Linked DNA regions of Mus musculus: region 1 is linked to region 2. A link is a contact called in ENCODE Hi-C data. All regions are on one chromosome and are shown on one strand. Each heading gives the region's core, a stretch centred on a gene start or an enhancer-like site at or near the end of the contact. The rest is flanking DNA. Distances are from core to core; before and after follow the strand shown.

Region 1 (6,292 bases), core at 2,957-5,456, about 27 Mb before region 2:
CATTAGAAAGCTCTACAAGAGTCACAGGAGCAACTTGAAATAGAAGAATGTGGTGCCATGGCGGGCCCCATTGGAGAAAAAGCCCGTTGGGATGCATGCTCAGAAACAGCGCCTCACACAACAAACTCTGAGTTAGGTTTCACACCTCCTAGGTTAGAATGTTTTCTCTCTGAGGTGTAGGGTGTTTTCTAGAACATAGAGATGCACTGCCAGTTTCTTGTATTTAAAACCCTTATACTACCAAATCGCTCTGGAAAGTCAGATGTCCTTCAGCCCATCTTGAGAGGATAATGCCTGAGTTGCCTTCACAAAGCCCTTCATAACCACCCTGGCTCCAGTACCAGGTGCCCCAGACCGGCATCTGGCAAGTCGAATGGTGCCAATCTCTATTCACTCTCTGATGCTTAAGGGGAGATTGTGTCAATCTTCATACGACACCCTAGACTTCCTTTAATGTGTGAGGAGATGGCCCTAAAGGGAAAATGCTTGCTATACAGGCACGATGACCTGAGTTCAAATCTCCAGTACCCATGTTGAAATTAGTCATGGTGGCACACCTGTAATCCCGGTGCTAGGGATGGAAACTTTCCTCTAGCCCCGGGTTCAGTAAAGGACACTATTTCCAAAAATAAGGTGGACACTTGATCCAGAAAGACTTCATGCTGGCAGGATAGCTAGGCTGGTAAAGGTGCTTGCTGCCAACCTGAGTTCAGTCCTTGGGAGCCACATGGTAGAAGGACAGGGCCTGTCCCTGAAAATCAGCCTCTGCTCTCCTCATGCACACTTAAATTAATACATAAATGTAATTTAAGTTCAGAGTCACCTACAGCTGCGTGGCAAGTTCCAGGCTAGTCTAGATTACATGAGATCCTGATTGAAAGAAAAACAGAAGAGAAGACTGACCACTAACCTCTGACCTTCATACACACCATACCCTCACATGTGTGACACCCATGCATACACCATTCAAGAGTTCAGAGTTGACAGTCAAAAGCGGGAGCAAAACCTATTGATCCTCTGTTTTCTCCACAGCAAAACTGAGAGCTTGCTAAATAGTGTTTCTGGGGAGTGCCTGGCCCTGGCCCACCCTCCTGTATGTCAGGAACATGTTTGCAGAGCAGAGGGCCTGCATCTTGGAGGATTTCAGTTCCAGGAAAGTATACCACATGGGAGAAGGGACATTTGCCTCAGTTTCAAGAGGAGATGAGAAAAACCAATAACTCGTAACAGGCGTGCTGAATTAGCAGGAGAAGTTTGACTTGTAATCAAAGTTAAGCGAGAAATGGTTTTTTGAACTCTTAAACCCAGGAAATGAGCTTGCCAATCTGCTGCATCGGAGAGATAGCATCTTGGCACCCTGGGAAACAGAGTTCCGACAAACACATTATTACACTCGTTCTCATATCTGTACGAAAGTCTTTAAGATTATTAGAAATTCTTGACAAAGCCCAGGGACATGCCTGCAGAAATGCTAATGCGTCTGTTGTGATTCATGGAAGGTTTATGCCGGTCGCTACCAAGTCACCCTGCTCCCCGGTGGCTGCCGTTTGGGGACAGGCATGTTTAGGGCAACATTCTATCTCTAACACAACACTGGCTAGCCCTAGCAGGAATTTCTGTGTGTTCTCCTTACCTCTCTCAAACCCCTTTGGTTCCATTTAGCTTGTCCTTGCAGAAGATCCATTATCCCCGTAATTAAACAACCCACTGTCCCGATTAAGCCGTTCTCTGTTACTTCAATTACATCCCATTGTTCATTAAGTCCTGATGTTTGCACTTCAGCAATCTTGTTTTTAATACTCCTAGCATTTGTGGAGAAACAGTGAAGTTAATTAACAATTCTTAAGCTCTTTTTTTTTTCTTTCTACCATAGTGCAAATCATTTCCATTATGACTTGAGATAATACTGAAACCATTACTAGCTTCATAGTTAGCTTCCTGATCAAAGAGTGAAACCATTTTTCATAATCGTGTTAGGTAAGTCATTCCCTGGTCGATGGCAAGCTGTGGAAAATGAAAAATTAACTTTAAATGAGCGCTTTCAGTGCCGTTCCTCTTCGTGGTCTTTCTCTTCACGCCTATCGTCTTGGAATTAGAGAAATAATTTAGTTATCTCAGTACAAAAGTATTTAATTTTCATCTCTGTGGTTCAAATTAATTATTCTTTCATTATTTATACCTTTTACAAATCAGTTGCTTTGACTACAGCCATAGCACTCTGAACACGTTCCATTTCATCTGCTCTCGGAAGGTAAACAGAGGCAGGCCCCCGTGACTATTTGAATGGGAGAGTGGTATTGCAAAGGTTTGTCTTTTTGCCGTTGTCATTTTCCATTTGGTGATATATATAGCAGGAATCATCAGTCAACAGCCTGGGGACAAATGAGACCCCTGGACTGTTTTTATGAATAAAGCTTTATTGGAACACTACTCCGTGTATTCATTTCTGTATTATGTCTGGCTGGCTCTTTACTAACAATGGCAGAAAGTGTTAACTTGTCGCACCAAAGACCATATAAACCTCAAAGCCTTAAATATTTTCTGCCTGATCCTCAATAGATAATTTGTCAGCTCTTAAACTGACACTTGAAGGCGGGGGTGGGGGAGGAATCTAGAATCTTCTCTCTAATCTGAAAGTGCTTGGCAAAGTGTTCTCACTGTTCACAAATCTTTGCTAGCTCTGTTCTCTCCATTCTAGGACGTGCAAACATGCTAAGTATAGAGAAACTGGTCACAGAAACAAAGTGGGGCCAATGCCTTTCTCACCTTGTCTTGTTCAGAGGACAAAGGCTTTCTTCCACACTTCTCTGCCCACTGTAATTCTGTGAGAGGAGCAGACTCCCTAGCTGGGAGCTGTTGTCTATCCTTGATGCGACAGGAGAGGGGGCTGGACATGGTAGGAGGCGGGTGAGCATGGGTTAGGGAGACAGTTGAAGGCAGGGAAGGCTTGTGCAGGGCTGAGGGGACAACTGTTGAAACCGCTTGGACCGCTGGCTATACTGAGCAAGCTGCAGCCTTTCTGAGTTTGGTACATGAAAGAGACTTTCCTCTTGACTTTCATTTGGCCCTGAAATGAAATTAGAAATATATTTTATAGCTTTTATTGAATGAGAACAATTATTGCTCAAAGACCATTTATGACAAAGTTGCTGGTTTGTAAAAAAAAAAAAAAATTCCTTTATAGGAATTATAGGGTATGTCAGCAAGGATGTGGCTGCATCCAGCCCTTGTTAGCCACAGATATGTCAGAGAAGCTAAGCAGGTGACATTATAGACCTCCCCTGGGACAGGGTTCTCCCCATATTCAGTTTATCCCAAGAAGCCTCAGTTTTTTGTTTCCTCTATACCTCAAGCTGGAGAGAACCACTAGCCAAGTAAGAATGTGTAGTTATTCACCCATGTGCTGTGGGGCTAGGGTCAAAGACATGGGATTTAGGCTCTGAGAGTCCTAGGTATGAAATTGGTCTTGGTCCATTACTGTGTGACTTTGGGCAGGTCACCACCCATCAGCCTATTTATTCATCTATGAATAGTTGGTGATAAAAGCCTAACCTTGTAGGTTTTTGTAGGTAACCTTTCTGACTTGTGCTAAAGTCAGAAAATTATGTGTGTAACACACCTACTGCCTTTCCTGGCACAGAGGAAGTGGTCATTCTTTGTGACAGTGTTTTTCTTATCACCTTTAAGGTACACTAAAGGGAGGTCTCTCCTGTGGTCCTTCTAGTTGTTTTTTTATTGATGATAGGTGAGGTAGGGGAACCAGGTTAGCTAGCTCTGTCATCATGATAAACACATCTGAAATTCCCATGTGTTGTGTTAGCTCTGTACCAGGTTACACATGCTTCCTGTGTTTGGGCACGGACAACCAAATGGCAGAGAATACCCTGATAGGCAGGGCAGGAGTTGACAGTGGTAAACCTGAACAACTGTCTAAAAGCCGCTGCCTTGGGGTATGCTGGGAAAAAAACAGCCATTTTCATCCAGTCCTCTCCTATGCACTGTGAGTCTCCAGATGGCCTTGCCTGCCTGATGGCTTCCTTCTGTATATAGCTATTAGGAAGCAGTACAGCTGTGTAGAACAGAGGTCCAGATGCCCAAGTCCAAGCAGCAGAAAGATGGATTTCTCCCCAGTGTGAAGGGCCGGAATGGGCAGCCCTGCTCTGGGATGCCTGCAGGTAACTTCTTGGAATGAGCTGTCTGCTTCCTCAGCCTCTTTCCAATTGCCACAGCAGGACCTCAGCAGGACTACACAAGAAAGGACAGATGGTCAGCAGCTGTCTTGCAAGAACCTTTCCCAGGGGTTGCCACATAACACATCCATTTAAAGTCATTGGCCAGAATGCGGTCACGTGGCCACACCCAGCAGCGGGGACAGGGCAGTGCCCAGAGGCTCCGGAAGCTATACACAGTAATGCTGATCAACGTGTGCTTCCAGAAGATGCACAGAGCACAGTTTGGTACTAAGCCAGAGTCAGAAGGTCAAGCCCCCTCTAGTACCTGGTGTGTGCCCACCCATCGTCTACTGATGGAGAACTCCGCAAGGAGAACACCATTCCTAGCCTCCTGGCATTTCAGTGGGAGTCTGGACATAGTCAAGTGTGACCCTTCCAGAAGCTGTAATCTGGGACAAGCTTCCAGACCTCGGTGTATCTCCCCGGCTCCATCTGTTAAAGGAAGCTAAGAATAGTCCCTCACCTCACAGAGTTGTGAGGATTCGATGAAATTAGCAGATTCATTGCTGGGATGTGGTAAGCGTTCGATAAGTACCGGCTATTGTTATTATTATTAGAAACTCCAAGCTCTGTCCTCATCACTCTGTCCTCTAAAAATAGCACAGGGCTTCTCCCTCCGCAGCAGGTGGTGGTTTGGGGGGAAGGCAGAGGTGGACCAGGAGGGCTCCGCGCTCTCTCATTCTAAGGAGGTGGAATTCTTTTTCTCCACTTCTTGGCCTGGTCTCCTGACTTAAGATTGAAGCCTGCTGCTCGCCAATCTGCTCAGTCTGGTAGCTGAGGGTTTTCCTGTCCAGAGGCCTCCCTCACCACCTCCTCTCCAGACCTATTCAAATGCTACCTCCTCCATGAAGCCTTCCCAAAGCTCTCTTCCTGTCAATGCCCTCCTCAAAGCTAGAACCTTCCAATCACCCCGTCTGTTTCCACTTGGCCGTATTATTTATTAGCCGGGGCTCTCTGGAACAGAGATCTTAACCGGAGGGTTATGACTCCTTTGGGATGGCATATCAGATATTCTGAGTATCAGATATTTACATTATGATTCATAGGAGAAGCAAAATTACAGTTATGAATCCACAACTGAATAATTTCGTGGTTGGGAGTCACCATGACTATACTAAAGGGTCTCAGCATTAGGAAGGTTGAGAACCACTGGTCTAGATGAACAGAACCGACAGAATGAAGGTATAGCAAGAGAAGGTTAATTAAATAGCTTACGTGACTTAGTCTGGGTAATCCAACAGCAGCTGCCCTCACACTGGAAAGGCTTATCTCTCCAGTAAGCTGCCCAGCCCATGAGGCTGGATGCCCCAGCAGTCCCCACCTGCTGCCAAATGCCCAGGGGAGTCGTGGAAAGCCATTGGTCTTCACTGTGCATTGGAAGGTAGAAGAAACTGAGTTCTGTCAGCAAAGTGGATAGTGGTGGTGGCAGCAGGGTAGATGAGCTTACCAATAAGACATGAAGACAGTGGAGCAAAAAGCAAAGGTTTTCCTCAGACCTTCTTTATCTGGTGCTACCCACATTCGGGGTAAGCCATCCACTTCAAATAAACAGATGAAAAAAAAATCCTCCTAGGTAGGTATGCCAAAATGTGTCTCTCTTAGTTCATCTACTGACCGTCAAGATTAACCATCATACTCACAGTACCTAGTCTTAGAACTTGTGTTTGTCTCCTACTTAGCTTAGTTTACCAGTGCTTCCCATCTGGATTTACACTGGGGCAAATGAATGGTATCACTTACAATGCCCTACACTAATGGATCCACAATAAACGTACGTGTCTGTAAATGAATTTAGCTGCCATTAAAAATTGGCAAAGTAAGGGGCACTGGTTTTGGTAATTCAGCTCCAAGTTAAAGAAAATAGGACCAATGGGACCTGAAACACCAAGAGCAGAGGTGCGTCTCAGAGCAGACTGGAGGCGAGTGGTGTCCATGCCTAAGGAACAGCCACATGCTCAGCCATCTTCAACAGAACCTACGGTCACCATATCTGTTCTCCTCTTGGCCGTAGCTTTGTACTTATAAGATGACTGCCATAACTTTCTCCCCTACCCTGACCC
Region 2 (6,548 bases), core at 1,744-4,243:
TCTTCTCAGCAAGGTGTCCCAAGTGTGGGCAGCTGTGTCCTGATCGTGTTCCCCTCAAGGAGGTGGATCTTAGAGAAACTGCCACAGATGCGTGAAAAGTGGACCCACGTGAGAGGTGTAGACATCACTGGGTTCCTCTTAACACAAAGAGGGTTTTACTTCAAGGGTAATTTGAGTCAAAAGCTGCATGGAAGTCAAGGAAAACAAAAAAATAAGAAAATACTGTGCCCTGCCGGGCGATGGTGGTGCACGCCTTTAATCCCAGCACTTGGGAGGCAGAGGCAGGTGGATTTCTGAGTTCGAGGCCAGCCTGGTCTACAAAGTGAGTTCCAAGACAGCCAAGGCTATGCAGAGAAACTGGAAACAAATAAACAAACAAAATGAAACATAAATTATTAAAATATAACATTCATTACAAAATAATAGTGTAGTACCCACAGGGGAAGACAGTGATTGTCGTGTGGAATCTCATCACCTAATACGGAATTAAGTTAATTCTTTACTGAATGTAAAAAGGATAAAATGTTTGGACAAGGACACTGATTTTTTTTTTTTTTGAGACCCGAGATTAGGCAAAACATTCAGAGGCAAAAATAAAATAAAATAAAGCAACTCACAACCCATAAGAGAAAAGCGAGTGAGCCAGTGAGAAACACGTGAATCTACGAATTCTTAAATGAAATTCTTGGTCTGTTACAGCGAGACGACATTATTTCTTTTTCCCCAAAGATCTGCTTTATTCTATATTTGTGTGTGTGCCCATGTGAATGCCTGTGTACAAATGCTAGCACATGTGTGACCAGGTACCCCCAGAGGCCTGGAGAGCAATGAGGTTGCTCAGAGCCAGACCTCTAGGTGTTGGTGAGGTGTCTAATGTCAGTGCTGGAAACGAAAGTCAGTACTATGGAAAACCAGCAAGCACTCCTTGTAACTACTGAGCAGTCTTCCCGCCCTGAGAGGGTATATTGTCAATCAACAAATCTGACAAAAGATTTGAGTCCGGAAGTTGCGAAACCACTCAAAGTTCAAGGCTCAACCAAATTTTAAGACTGTAAGATTTAAATATTTAACAATAATTTTAAAAAAACCTAACACCTGAAAACTAATATTTTGGATTGGCTAGTCATGTGGTGAAATGGAACTGGAAACTGACGAGAGGCGAGAAAGCACCATGCACACAGTTAATTAGCAGTGACAGTATCTAGCCATGGCAGGAATGAGGAAAGGCTGTCAGGATGCAAATTGGTAGAGCTATCCCAGAAAGCAATTGGGTGGTTGCTGCGATCCTTCACCCAGGTATTTAGAGACCTGAGAACCTGTGTTTGCAGAAAGACCCCAGCATTGTATCCATTCTGTTTATAATTACCCAAACTGGAACATCCTAGAAGTCCATGTGACTGAGATTGGTTGAGTATAACTTTGTATCTGTCTATCCAGTGGGCACCTGCTCTCTGGAGGGGGATTCAAGCTGTGACTTCAGGCAGCAACATGGCCGGCTCCCAAGGCACTGTGCTGTATGAGAAGAGCCATCCCAGAGGGGGTCTTGTAGCAGAATTCAATGTGTGTGTGACACTTTAAGACAGGATGATAGATCAGTGGTTGCTGGAAGTTGGTGGGAGAGGGGTCATGACCAAGAAATATGAGGGCCTTTTGACGTGTTTTTAAAAGGAACATTTCTTGTCTGGCAATAACAGTATCGGTGGCTATAAGGGTTGGTGAAGAACTTTGTGAACATGTAACATTTTCATGGAAGTCATAGGTGATGAAATACATTCTCAAGTACTAATAGATTAATGAGAATGGCTACACAGTCGTATAGATTCTGTAAATCTCTTTACTGTCTAGCTTCGTAGTGTGAAATCTGGTACCTGCTTCCATCCTCACTCCAACGCGGTGCCTGCCGTGAGCTGAGGGCTCAGGAAAACCCTTCTGTGCTCTTGATGGAGGATGAGTGAAAAAAAATCCAATAGTAACTTCATGAATTTTGATTTTTGATTGGGCCTTGTGTATCCCCTGGAGTGATCCAGGCGTTCCCAAGGACTCCTGGACTGTCCTTTGAGAATCTCAGCTACAATGGACTGAGCTGTATTTTAGTCGTCTTCTAACTATCCTGTCTTCCTGTCTTGGGTTTTTTTTTTTTTTTTCCTGTGTCCACATGTCCTCTGGTTTTGCTCCATGACTTGGTTCAAATTGATCCTTTTTAAAAATTAAATTTATTTAAAGAAGCAACTCTCTATATTTCATACAACTAGAAAAAATAAACTCTGTTTCCAGTCATTCAAATAACCACAAAATAGTTAAGCCAGGAATTATGTGATATATGTAATACATTTTCCTTAATTGTATCTGTTGTGTACACATATATAATATGCCTACACACATAATATACATGCACACATATCCCTTGACTTTGCCATTAATCAATACATAAGTGAGCCTCATTGACATTCTTTATGTCCTTACCCCTTGTTTCCAATGATACATGCATTGTAGGTGGGTACATACACTCCTGCAGATGTGTGTGTGTGTGATTGTGTGTGTGTGTGTGTGTGTCTGTGTTTTTCTGAGAATCATCTAAATCCATCGCAGCGTATCACACTCTAGAAAACATAAAGGCAGCACATGGCTAACTCTGATAAACCTTTTGTGCCGACCCAGTGAATCCTAGCCATGACTGTAGCCTGCAGCTGATATCATAATCCTTTTAAAGAAAATACCTGTCAAATAGTTGCAGCCCAAGAAGGTTAGAGAAGTTGCTTCCTGTTTCATAGCAACAAAGTCCAGGCCTGGGATTTGAACCCCGGCACCCAGGCTGCAAAGTCACCTACATAGGAATCCTAGATTGCCATCGGAGCCTGGTAGTGACTCAGCACTAGGGTGTGTCACTGTCCTTCGGGGCCCTCGTCGGGTACACAAAAGGAGATGGATCAAATCAAGATGAGTCCACTGAAATAGCTGGTGTCAGCACCCAACCGAGCAGGCTAGGGACCTGACCTGGATGAAACTCTTAGCCTAGAGGGGATTTCACATCTTGAAAGAAAGAAAGAAAGCATGTGCTGTTTGCTTTCTGGTGGTTTCAGTTGCTGGTTTTGGTCTTGCTTGTTCCTTTTTTTTTTTTTTTTTTTTTCATCTCCTTCCTTGTTTTGTTTTATAAGAAAAGATTGAAGTCTAGGTTTTTGTGTTGTGTGTAAATTTTCCAACCTTTATCACATGCGGAAGGGCCTTGGGGGTTGGCTGCTTTGTGACTTCTGGCCTGGATTATCTTTTCTGACTTAGAGAATTCGTGCTCCAGTGAACTGTTTTTTTTGTTTTTTTGTTTTTTTTTTTTTTTTTTTTTTGTACAGTGGTAGAAATCAAATCCTAATTACGGAAACAGTTTAAAGCAATGGTGAAGAGGAAAAGGAGCTAGTGAGCGTCTTAACATGTCCTACATAGCTATTGATTAAACTCTGGGTTAATTGAAAAGTCAGGGTCCATTAACAAAATAACAACGTGTATTTCTTTGTGATCCTTCTGCGTTGTCTGTGAGTGAATCGGGGATATTTATTCAGTATTTATTCAGCACTAATTCTCAGTTTGCTGAGAGCTCATGGAATCATGGCATGAGCTTATTGGAATTCTTTTCATAGACACAGAGAGACTTGCCCAAGAACGGGCACTATGAGAAAGTTAGTCAGCCCTGACTCAGAATAATAAGTATGAACATGTGACAGATGCCATTGTGTGCTCAGAGGAAGGCTTCCCGACACATTTTTCACATACACGTGGGTCGTTTTGTTTCAGAGAGTTGTGTGCTGTTTCCAGCTCTTATCAGATTTCCTCACTTTTAACAATGGTGAAGAGATGCCCTCTCTCTAAATCCACAGTAAAACACAAGGAAGGCTGTGTTCACAATTAACCCCAAGCCAGGTTTTTGATTTATATGTCTGTGTGAATTCCTGCCCCTGCCTCTGTGTGTGTGTGTGTGTGTGTGTGTGTGTGTGTGTATGTGTGTCTAAGTGAGTGAAGGGAGAGTCCAGGGCGAATCTAGAGAGATAATCTTGAAAGACAAGTTTATTCATTAATGACATCATAAGGATTGTATTTTTCTCTTGGTTAATAAACTATTTGTTCGGCGGCTGCTGTACTCCAGCCAGGTCTAGTCATGTCGTTTCTCGGAAAAGATCTGAAGCAACTGGTAATTGAAATGATAATAATCATTTGATCTATTTGAGAATAACACTCATCTCCAAAGTTGTCTATTCTAGGAAGCCTTATTTGGTCAAAATGTTGCCAAATTCCATTTGTGTTCATGTGGAGACTAATATACCATGATACTTAATTATTTTCCAGAACATTCTAAATGCTTTCCCTGGTATGCTCCCTCCTCCATCCCAGAAGCTGTCCCCATATGCTTTGAAACAATACCCAGCCTGGATTTTTTTTTAATTCTGACATTTCATAATCATCATGTAATAGCTATAAATGCAGGACGAGCAGAGGTCTTCTATTTCAAGAAGTTGATGAAATAGTAGAGTTGATTGTGGGTGAAATCAGCTCCTGCAAATGACATTTTTTTTTAAATGTGCCCCACAGCTTATAAAGTCTTCAGGTATTTTCTTGAGAAGAGGACAAAACACAATTTCCACTTTGTCTGCCTTTACGAGAAGTTCATATTTGATCAAGATAAGAGAGGGGATCCCGTTACCCAGTCTTGTGTTCCATTCTTGAGAGAGTTCTTGTGACTGTTCTTTTTAACAACCTTCTTTTTCTCAGAAGCAGTCCTGAACCAGACAAGGAAAAGCAAAATTTACCTCTTACCTTAAAACATTCAACAGAACAAAACTGAGTCCTTCTTACTGTGTAAACATCATTTTAATAAAACTCTTTTTGTTTGAGTTGGAACAGTGCCGGGGGAGTGGTTAGGGTGTGTGTGTGTGTACTGTGTGGTTGTGTGTGTGGAGTGGTTCATGTGTAAGGTGTGTGATGTGTGTATATTGTGTGTGGTGTATGTATAGAGGAGTGTGTGTGTGTGTGTGTGTGTGTGTGTGTGTGTGTGTGTGTGTGTGTGTGTGTGTGTCTGTGGTGGGGAAGGTAGGGAAGAGAGAGTTGTATCTAACAGCAAAATTAGCCAAATTCGGTTGTGAATTCCTTTTCTGTCTAATAGTTCAGAGACATCTTCCTGTTGTTCTTTTGTCAGAACTATTTTGAAATTTTTCTGTAAGCTTTAGGGGTTTTTCAGAGCTAAGCCTTCTTCAGAAATGTTCAGTCAGAGAAAGAGAAAGAGTCAGCTCAAGTTAAACTGTCAAACGCTTCCAATCAGTTCATTTAGAACCCAGGGAGAGGGATCCCTAAGTCTTTTCCAGAGAATCTCTGGGCCAGGGGCCCCCCTTTTTGTTCCTCATAGAGATAGCCACTAAATATCTTGCTGGGCTAATTCTGAGGCAGAAAACTTGTTTCCTGGAAGCAATTAGAGATGCTTAAAATTCAAATTTATGATCCTTGGGAGGAACCGAAGCTTCAACGACTTTTCTTAGATTCAAAGGCGTTCTCACCGCCCTCCCGCCCCCTCCCCCCATATGTATTAAAAGAGAAAAAAAAAAAAAAACTACACTCATTTCTCAGCTTGCAAAGTTTTTCAGAAACACGAGAATGTGTAAGTTGCTTTCAGTGGGAAGCACATAACATTTATGGAGTATTTCTTTGGGGATTACATCACAGTTTTATTTAATTTTTTTAGGACAAAAGTTAAATTCAATATTTGTGTATAAGCCAAGGGAAAATGTACCATAAACATAGGAATTTGGGGGTGAGTCAGAGTTCCAAGAATTCTAGATTTACTTAGGCCATTTATATGAAGACAGGCTAACCATTAGTCATCCAGCCTTATTTTTTTTTTCGTTTGCAATTAATTGCACCTAAAAATTAGCTTTCACCCAAGGAGTTAGATTGGTAGATGGGGCTTTGTGTCTAGCATTAAAAATGCCTGTTAGAATTACTGTCTCCTGATTCTGGGAACCTTCTAACACACAGCAAACACATCATATAAATTATTCTTTAAATAAAGAGGCCTGGAAAGACACTGAGCTGAAATGAGGTCCCTGGGCTCTTCTCCTCCTAAAAGCTACACATAGTATGCTTGTCCAAGGTTAGACCATTGTCGAGCGCGCCCCCAACTCGCCAGCAAGAACGACGCCACAGCAGGATCCTTCTGCACACGTTTATTCAGTCCTATTTCTTCTTTCTCTATATATCTCCCCTGTTTATATCTCTCCCTTGTTTATATCTCCCAATAATAACAATCCTCTCTCGAATAATAATCCTCCCTCTAACCCGGGCCTCTCACTCTTATATACTCTCAGTTCCCATCCACGCACAGCAGGCCACACCACTTCACCAGGCACACAGCTTCAGCTAATCAGGGCAGCAGGGGCAAATCTCCACCAAATTGGATTCACCTGAATCCTGGTACACCTGCGCAGCACTCAAGATGTTTGTGTCTTATATGAGGAAGTCAGGTGCAAGTCATATGACTTAGCTACAGTCCCTGGCGCCTTTAGGACTGCCGC

Evidence for each region. Hi-C counts contacts between places; a loop is a spot of excess contacts on that map.
Region 1: a map of regulatory T cell shows a loop between it and region 2 (38-fold over the local background). The contact joins two enhancer-like sites. A Hi-C loop is called at or near these places in 4 of 37 maps with a recorded cell type or tissue (T-helper 1 cell, T-helper 17 cell and regulatory T cell).

Annotation. Positions count from the first base shown.
Region 1 is chr10:94,817,564-94,823,855 of GRCm38, reverse strand. All of the region lies in intron 21 of Plxnc1 (plexin C1), which reads left to right. Among named protein-coding and RNA genes, the nearest start is that of Plxnc1, 120 kb to the left of the region's middle. Within about 2 kb of position 4,206, at least 1 of the 3 ENCODE cell types and tissues checked has a DNase peak (open chromatin) inside an H3K27ac peak, as active enhancers do.
Region 2 is chr10:68,246,041-68,252,588 of GRCm38, reverse strand. All of the region lies in intron 2 of Arid5b (AT rich interactive domain 5B (MRF1-like)), which reads left to right. Among named protein-coding and RNA genes, the nearest start is that of Arid5b, 29 kb to the left of the region's middle. Within about 2 kb of position 2,993, at least 1 of the 3 ENCODE cell types and tissues checked has a DNase peak (open chromatin) inside an H3K27ac peak, as active enhancers do.